Linked DNA regions of Homo sapiens: regions 2 and 3 are each linked to region 1. A link is a contact called in ENCODE Hi-C or POLR2A ChIA-PET data. All regions are on one chromosome and are shown on one strand. The core of a region is the stretch at or near the end of the contact, and the rest is flanking DNA. Distances in the headings are between cores, read along the strand shown.

Region 1 (2,700 bases), core at 92-2,591:
TATGTTTCCCACAATTTTTTTTTTTTTTTGAGATGGAGTCTCACTCTGTTGCCCAGGCTGTAGGGCAGTGGCATGCTTTCAGCTCACTGTAACCTCTGCCCCCCGGGCTCAAGTGATTCTTGTGCCTTAGCATCCCAAGGAGCTGGGATTACAGGCATGTGCCACCATGCCCAGCTAATTTTTGTATTTTTAGTAGAATGAGGTTTCAACATGTTGGCCAGGCGGGTCTGGAACTCTTGACCTCAAGTGATCCACCCGTCTCGGCCTCCCAAAGTTCTGGGATTACAGGCTTGAGCCACTGTGCCCAGCTGTTTCCTAATTATTTTTTTGTATTTTATATTTTTTATTATTATTTATTATTTTAAAAAAATTTTTGGCCGGGCATGGTGGCTCATGCCTGTAATCCCAGTACTTTGGGAGGCTGAGGTGGGTAGATAATGAGGTCAGGAGTTCAAGACCAGCCTGGCTAAGATGGTGAAGCCCCGTCTCTACTCAAAATACAAACATTAGCCGGGTGTGGTGGCAGGCGCCTATAACCCCAGCTACTCAGGAGGCTGAGGCAGAGAACTGCTTGAACCCAGGAGGCAGAGGCTGCAGTGAGCCGAGATCGCGCCACTGCACTCCAGCCTGGGCGACAAAGCAAGACTCTGTTTCAAAAAAAAAAAAAATAAAAATTTTTTTTTTTTAGAGAGAGGATCTCACTCTGTCGCCCAGGCTGGAGTGCAGTGGTGCAATCATAGCTTACTGCAGCCTTGAACTCTTGGGCTGAAGCAATCCTCCCTCCTCTCCCAAGTAGCTGAAACCATAGGCACCTGTTATTTTATTTATTTATTTATTTAATTAATTAATTTATTTATTTATTTATTTATTTTTTGTAGATATGGAGTCTTGTTCGTTGCCCAGGCTGGATCTCAAACTGTTGGCTTCCAGTGATGCTCCTGCCTTGGCCTCCTGAAGTGCTGGGATTACAGGCATGAGCCACTGCACTTGGCCTACAGTTTCTGTAATCAGTTTTTTAAGAAAAAAAAAAAAGAAAGAAAGAAAAAGTCGAGAGACAAAAAAATGCCTCCTGGGAGAAGCACTCATGCTGGGACCAGGTGGGCCCATAAGAAGCACGGGAGGCACCTGACCTTGCTGCGATGCCTCCTCTGTCAAGTCCTGTGCTCGGTCCTGACTCAGCCGGGGGCAGGTGAGCCTGCAGCTCCATGGCCCATGTCTGACTCTTCTCCCAGTGGCCATGGCTGGCTGCATGCAATGTTGACTCATCCCTGTGTACACATGGCATATTTATTTTTAATTCATATTAGGAATGTGCACCAACTTGTGTGTGAAAAATGGCAGAAACGATTCCACCTCTGTACAAATTTCATACATCAGATCAGAAAGGGCTAGAAGAACAACTCTGGAAGGAGTTGATTTTAAAATCAAGTCCCTTTACCTGTCCTCTTTGTCTCCCCTGCCTACAACTAACCTCTGGATAAACAGGCCCGGCTTCCTAGGAGACACCTTTTCATGACTGTCAAGAAATGGCTGAGGCCCTCACACATCATGAGGTCATTGAGCAGGGCTGTGAGCCCAAGAGATCAGTCATCAGTGTAGGTCCCAGTAAGGAGAATCTCGACTGGCTCCACATTCAGAACAAACATGGAGGTGCTTCAGGGAACAAGAGAGCTTTCCAAGTCAGGCTGAAGCTGGCATTCCCAGACTGGACGCCAGAGACCCTTTACTCTTCTGTTTTAAACTTGGCACACTCATGATTTCTCCCCCTCCAAGGAGGAAGAGAAGAATCATTTTGTAGCTGGGCTGCAATGACAATGTTTCCTGGCCAGGTGCGGTGGCTCACGCCTGTAATCCCAGCACTTTGGGAGGCCGAGGCGTGTGGATCACCTGAGGTCAGGAGTTCGAGACCAGCCTGGCCAACACGGTGAAACCCCGTCTCTACAAAAATACAAAAATCAGCCGGGCATGATGGCAGGCGCCTGTAATCCCAGCTACTCGGGAGGCTGAGGCAGGAGAATCACTTGAACCCGGGAGGCGGAGGTTGCAGTGGGCCGAGATTGCGCCATTGTACTCCAGCCTGGGCCACAGAGTAAGACTCAGTCTCAAAAAAGAGAAAAGAAAAAGAAAATGTTTCCTGTAGGCTGCTCTGGCCTGCTTCTTCAGGTGGATAGAAAACATACACATAGAGCTGTGATAGGATTCCTATGGCAGGGCTCAGAATACACTGCAAGACAAACTATCCTCGGAAACCTAGCAATTCCTTCAATGGAAAAACAAGGAACTGAATCTCTCAAGACAGCAAGCATACAAACTGGGTTTTCTAGGACAGTCCTCATTCCAAATAATTAGTCTGTGGTCAGGTATCAGGAAAGGTAAGATAACTAACATTTGTCGGGTGTCCACTTTGCATCAGGCATAGCTACTTTATACACACTATTGCACTGAAATCATCCCAATAACTTATGAGGTGGATGTTATTGTTCCAATTTGTACAGTTCAAGGAACTGTGGCAGAGAGAAGTAAGATTGTTGCTTAAGATGACAAGGTCAAGGGTACAGTCAGGATTAGGATCCTAGGTTCATTTGGCTCCAAAGCCTGTCATTTCTCCACTAAAACTACCATGCTGAATTTTTTTTTTTGAAAATATGGCTGGAGTGCCAGCGAGGGGGTTTTCAGCTCAGTCTTTCCATTCCAGAATTT
Region 2 (2,700 bases), core at 28-2,527, 71 kb after region 1:
TCCTGGGCTCAAGTAATCCTCCTGTCTTAGCCTCCCATAGTGCTGGGATTAGAGGTGTGAGCCACCACGCCCTGCAAAGTACACTTTCTTGGAACAGCATGTGGCCCTCAAGCTGACTCCACGTTGCTCTGAACAAATGCAGTATGGCAGACAATTTTCCCCAAGACAGCCCCTACCGCAGGCTTCCTCCTCTCTGCTGCAGCATCTACCACATTTGGTTCTCATTTATCTCTATAGAGATCTGTTCCCCAACTCCATAGAGTTTTTTTTTTTTTTAAGAGTCTGGCTCTGTTGCCCAGGCTGGAGTGAAGTGGTGCGATCTCGGCTCACTGCAAGCTCTGCCTCCCGGGTTCACGCCATTCTCCTGCCTCAGCCTCCCCAGTAGCTAAGACTACAGGTGCCCGCCACCACGCCCGGCTAATTTTTTGTATTTTTAGTAGAGACGGGGTTTCACCGTGTTAGCCAGGATGGTCTCGATCTCCTGACCTTGTGATCCACCCACCTCAGCCTCCCAAAGTGCTGGGATTACAGGCGCGAGCCACCACGCCTGGCCTCCATAGAGCTCTTTAGGTGTAAAGACCATGGCATCTTTCTAGTTGCATCTCTGGTGTCTGGCTCAGTAGGTGGCCCATAAAGTTTCAGTGAATGAATAAATGAATGAATGCAGTATAAAGGTCCTAGAAAGCATTCTCTGTCTTTCCTCACCCTGGCCAGGATCTCTGTAGTGTAATTTGCCTCAATATGCTAACTTCTCACTCTGGTAAGCCCGTGGCAGAGTTTAGAGACCAAACATATTTACAGTCCAACCTACTCTGAAGGTGACATGCTCCTCTGGCTGCCCTGGGAGCTGCCTTCACAACGGTGTAAAGCGAGTATTTAACTTAGCCCTGCTAACAGCGTGCCCACAGATCCTGGCACACTGTTAGCACTCTCTGCTGGTGTGAAAATCCCTATTCTGACATGTTACTTTTTGGTCGTGCACCAAGCAGCAGCATGCTAACGTGAGAAAATCTGGAGAAACCCTTCTAGGTCCAGTTATCGATGGCCTCCAGGGTCATAAACACCACGTCGGATTTCTATCCTGCTGGCCATTTACCAGCCTCCCAATAACCAGAGGCCTCTCCACACGCCAGACTTCACCAGCACAGGAGTGGGCGCAGACATCAGTATAAACCCAGCAACCTCTGCTTCATCTGCTCACGATAACTTTCAAATGCAGATTCAGAGAACTCAGAAGCAAGAGGAAATGTCTCATATTCGGCAGCGCCCCACCCCCGCAGACCCTCCGCACCCCGCCCTGCAGGCTCCCCAAGGGATGGTTGCAAAGATCTACCCTTTGAAAGCTGCAAAGAAATCCCAGAGGAAGATGTGTGCAGAGTTTAAGCTACTTTGTAGCAGTCTGTTGACTCACACTCACACACTGGGAACTCTCTGGAAAAAACTTCCCACCAGTTGTTTCCTTTATGAAATGTTTCTGGTCCATGAGTAAAAAGGTGTCATGATATTGACAGTCAAAGCCTGGGGCTGGTTTTAGGTCTGAGGTTTCACAAGACAAACTGCAATATTCATGTATTCACGTAACTTGAGTGTGTGTGTAAGCTAAGTCTTGAAACTAAAAAAAAATTGGTAGAGCTTTAGAATTTAGAGGACTAAAGCTGATTCGCCTAAAGTAGGGACTGGAGATGGGAGGGAAGACATGAGAAACTCGAGGCTCAGCTGCAGGCTCCTTTACCTTTGGGAAACTGCAGATCCGCAGCTCCTAGCTCCTAGTCTCTTGTCTCCTGGATAAACAAGCCTTATCGGCCACCCACAGTACTTCAGTTAGTAAAAGGGCTTAGGAATGTAAATCACACTGGAGTGAAGTGTGATTCTAATTTGCACTTAATCAAAGCCAATTAGAAGTACATTATTTACACAAAGTCCATGCATCTCAATTATGCCTAGCACAGCTCAAGACAGTTTTGAGCCCAGACCTTAATTCTGCTTAATTAGAGGAGTAAACATTTTCACTGCGTCAATCCTCTAGTCTAGTCTAGTCTAGATCCTATGGATAAACCAAACCAAGCATGTAGAGCTTTTCACTTTAGGGCCAGGTAAAGTGTAACTGACACCTGTTGAAAATCTGCAGAAAACAAAGTATTCAGACCTGGAAGTTATGTTGGAGAAGCAGCACTCAGTTCTTTTATATACATTTATTAGCAGGGACTCTGCCGTGCACTGTTGTATTTGTTTCCCCTTCCTTTGCTGCATTTTAGCAAGAAACACACACACACACACACACACACACAACCTAGGAGGAGGGGAAAAGCAAAACACCCCAATTTAGTTCTCAAGTGATACTTTTCATTTCTCTGGTTCCTGTGGTCCCTGGTCTGCCCAGGTGGAAGCAGTTTCAGGATAGCTGGTTTGAATCACTAGGGGACAGAAGAGACCCCGAGGTTAGCATCAGTCAGTAGGCATGGTCCCAACAGAGACCAAGGACAGGAATTTAGGGCAGCAAAGCTTTCAGAAGCCTACAGACAGGAGAACCAGGAGAGAACCTTGATGACACTTGCTTGAAAACTTCACTTATACATTCATTCAACAACAGGCACTAGCTAGGTGCTGGGGAAGCTTCTGCTGTCCCTTCTGAGGTGGCATCAGGTCACTGTGCTATGCCCTGCCATGCCTGGGCAAATCTCCTCACTTACTGTTGAGTGG
Region 3 (2,700 bases), core at 45-2,544, 120 kb after region 1:
TCCCCTTGCTAGCTGCAGAGTGCTGATTGGTGTGTTTTACAATCCTCTTGTAAGACAGAAAAGTTCTCCAAGTCCCCACTCTACCCAGAAGTCCAGCTGGCTTCACCTCTCAGTATGGTAACCTTTCAATACATGTTAACTTATTATTATTTGACAGCTATGTAAAAAAGATAACTTTTTAATGGCTTCCTCTTGCTTTACCAAAGGAAGTCCACTCTCAGGCCTGGCATCCTAAGTCCGCTATGCAGAGGCTATTCTACTTTTTCAGTCTTCTCTTTTATTACCTCCCTTCACATCCAGGATCCAACTTTCCTGCCTCCAATTTTTCCTTTGTGTTGTTCCTGCTGCATAAAACCACTTTTAGAGCCACATTTAAAGATTCAATCCTACTTTCCCACAAAGTCAGCTCAAATCATACCTTCTCCAAAAAGCCTTTTTTTTTTTTACCTTCTCCATCATCCCTCCACTTACAACATTTTGAAACCTATTTACAATTGACTACTTTATACCATCTTTTTATAGCCATTTGTATATAAGTAGAGTACTAACACAGGGCTTTGTCCATAGTAACACTTAATAAAGGTTACAGTGGCCGGATGCGGTGGCTCACGCCTGTAATCCCAGCACTTTGGGAGGCCGAGGCGGGTGGATCACGAGGTCAGGAGATCGAGACCACCCTGGCTAACACAGTGAAACCCCGTCTCTACTAAAAATACAAAAAAATTAGCCAGGCATGGTGGCGGGTGCCTATAGTCCCAGCTATTCAGGAGGCTGAGGCAGGACAATTGGTTGAACCTGGGAGGCAGAGGTTGCAGTGAGCTGAGATCACACCGCTGCACTCCAGCCTGGGTGACAGAGCGAGACTCCATCTCAAAACAAAAAATGTTGTTAAAGTAACGAATAAATAAAAATTATTATCTCCAACATAAGATCTAAGAAGAAGAGCAACTTGCCCCTGTCCTCCCACTTTCCTACAGAACACCACGAAAATGCCACTGCCTCATGAACTCTGACAGGAGTGGGGACAGATGTTGCCAGGATTCTGACGTATGATAGCTGGCACTTTTCTGTTTGCACCCAAGGAGTTAAACTGAGTCCTGCGGAGATAAAAATCTCTGGTTTTATTGTGCAGTAAGGCTGCCTGACAAACGAAGATCCAGCTGCAATTGTAACATTCCAAGCTCACAAGGCACCAAGTTTTACTAACTATAATTTAACTGGTCCGACTGCTGCAGTCCAAATTCTTGTTTGGATAATCAGCCTTTGTTTGAGTATGTTCAAAAACAGCACAGGCTAGCATTCGCCTCTGGGTATGTCATGTGAGCTGATTACCCTGTGGCTCCCAGTAGCAGAAACTCCTAGACAAGAGGAGGATTATTTTCCTAGTATTACTGTTAAGCTAACATATAATCAGTCCTTTTCCCCCAGTCTCCACATCTCTTTTGCAGCCTCCCTAACCATTTTTTTCCCTTGTCTTTCTTTCTCCTTCTTCTCCTTTTTTTTTTTTTTAAACAATTCAAAAGTCTTCTTTCCAAGTTCAAACAAAGTTTAAAGGTGAAAAGGTCAAAAGCTTCATGGCTGGCGCTGTTTAGAAAGAGGTAGCACTAACGGGGGTCTCCAGCTCAGCATCCACTAAAGGCTCAGGAATCTCATATTTCACTGTACTTCTGTACTACGTAGTCACCTCACAATCTGTTTGGAATGAAATTAAGCCCTTGTTAATAAATTTGAACATAAGAGAATAATAACTCTACCTGCTAAACAAGCACATTCATGCATAAGCAACTCGAGTGGCTCAATCATCTGTCAAATATCGAAATTCTCAAAACTGTACATTTTCATTGAAGGTTACTTGTTTGAGATCTTCCCAGGCTGCCTGTCTGCAAGTCTTAGACTATAACTAGCCAAGAAGGATTCTGGAAACTACACTTATCCGGTCCTTCAGCCTTCACCTGGCCACTCTTTTCAAAGAGACCAAATGAGTTGACACATTTAAAGTGCTTAGGACAGGCGGGGGGCAGACAGCCAGGCGTGGTGGTTCACGCCTATAATCCCAGCACTTTGGAAGACCGAAGTGGGCGGATCATCTTAGGTCAGGAGTTTGAGACCAGCCCGGCCAATGTGGTGAAACCCTGTCTCTACTAAAATACAAAACTTAGCCAGGAGTGGTGGCGTGCGCCTATAGTCCCAGCTACTCGGGAGGCTGAGGAAGGAGAATTGCTTGAACCCAGGAGGTGGAAGTTGCAGTGAGCCGAGATCATGCCACTGCACTCCTCCCTGGGTGACAGAGCGAGACTCCGTCTCAATAAATAAATAAATAAGTAAATAAATAAAGTGCTTAGGACAAAGCCTAGTGCTTTGTGAGGAAATGTGAAGTTGAGAGAAAATGCGAAGCAGTACTATGATTTTTTTTTTTTTTTTTTTTTCTGGAAAAAGCCTGAGCCAGAGGGTATAGTTCTAACAGTCAGTGGGAAGACTGCTGGCTGGAAAAGGCCCTGGCGCAGGACAGGCAGGAATGACTAGCTATAGGTCCATGGGTTGGTGAAATGCTGCACAGTGGGAAATGAAGTGAGCTCTAAGCTGGTCTGGAACTGTAGGTGTTAATCTGCTTCTAGCAGCTCCTGAATTGCTAGAGGGAAGCCCACCAAAGGAGAAGGAAACTCCTCTCCCTGGGAGGGAGGTCTATTGATTTTGCAATTA

What was found. A loop is a pair of places that touch in the nucleus more often than their neighbours do. ChIA-PET counts read pairs that join two places held with the same protein, here RNA polymerase II (POLR2A). Pooled maps may share reads with other maps.
Region 2: a map of mesothelial cell of epicardium shows a loop between it and region 1 (24-fold over the local background). The contact joins two enhancer-like sites. A Hi-C loop is called at or near these places in 1 of 168 maps with a recorded cell type or tissue (mesothelial cell of epicardium). POLR2A ChIA-PET finds 5 or more read pairs at or near these places in 3 of 52 experiments (HepG2, WTC11 and activated naive CD4-positive, alpha-beta T cell).
Region 3: a loop to region 1 is called in a map of Caco-2, with 2.9 times the contacts of the local background. The contact joins two enhancer-like sites. A Hi-C loop is called at or near these places in 2 of 168 maps with a recorded cell type or tissue (Caco-2 and DLD1) and 1 of 50 pooled maps. POLR2A ChIA-PET finds 5 or more read pairs at or near these places in 3 of 52 experiments (BJ, T-cell and naive thymus-derived CD4-positive, alpha-beta T cell).

What each region holds. Positions count from the first base shown.
Region 1 is chr17:61,355,417-61,358,116 of GRCh38, reverse strand. All of the region lies in intron 22 of BCAS3 (BCAS3 microtubule associated cell migration factor), which reads right to left. Among named protein-coding and RNA genes, the nearest start is that of TBX2-AS1, 43 kb to the left of the region's middle. RefSeq lists an enhancer at 1,115-1,409. Within about 2 kb of position 1,341, at least 4 of the 41 ENCODE cell types and tissues checked have a DNase peak (open chromatin) inside an H3K27ac peak, as active enhancers do.
Region 2 is chr17:61,284,820-61,287,519 of GRCh38, reverse strand. The region is part of intron 22 of BCAS3 (BCAS3 microtubule associated cell migration factor); the gene reads right to left. Among named protein-coding and RNA genes, the nearest start is that of TBX2-AS1, 110 kb to the left of the region's middle. Within about 2 kb of position 1,277, at least 2 of the 41 ENCODE cell types and tissues checked have a DNase peak (open chromatin) inside an H3K27ac peak, as active enhancers do.
Region 3 is chr17:61,234,510-61,237,209 of GRCh38, reverse strand. All of the region lies in intron 22 of BCAS3 (BCAS3 microtubule associated cell migration factor), which reads right to left. Among named protein-coding and RNA genes, the nearest start is that of BCAS3-AS1, 100 kb to the right of the region's middle. Within about 2 kb of position 1,294, at least 6 of the 41 ENCODE cell types and tissues checked have a DNase peak (open chromatin) inside an H3K27ac peak, as active enhancers do.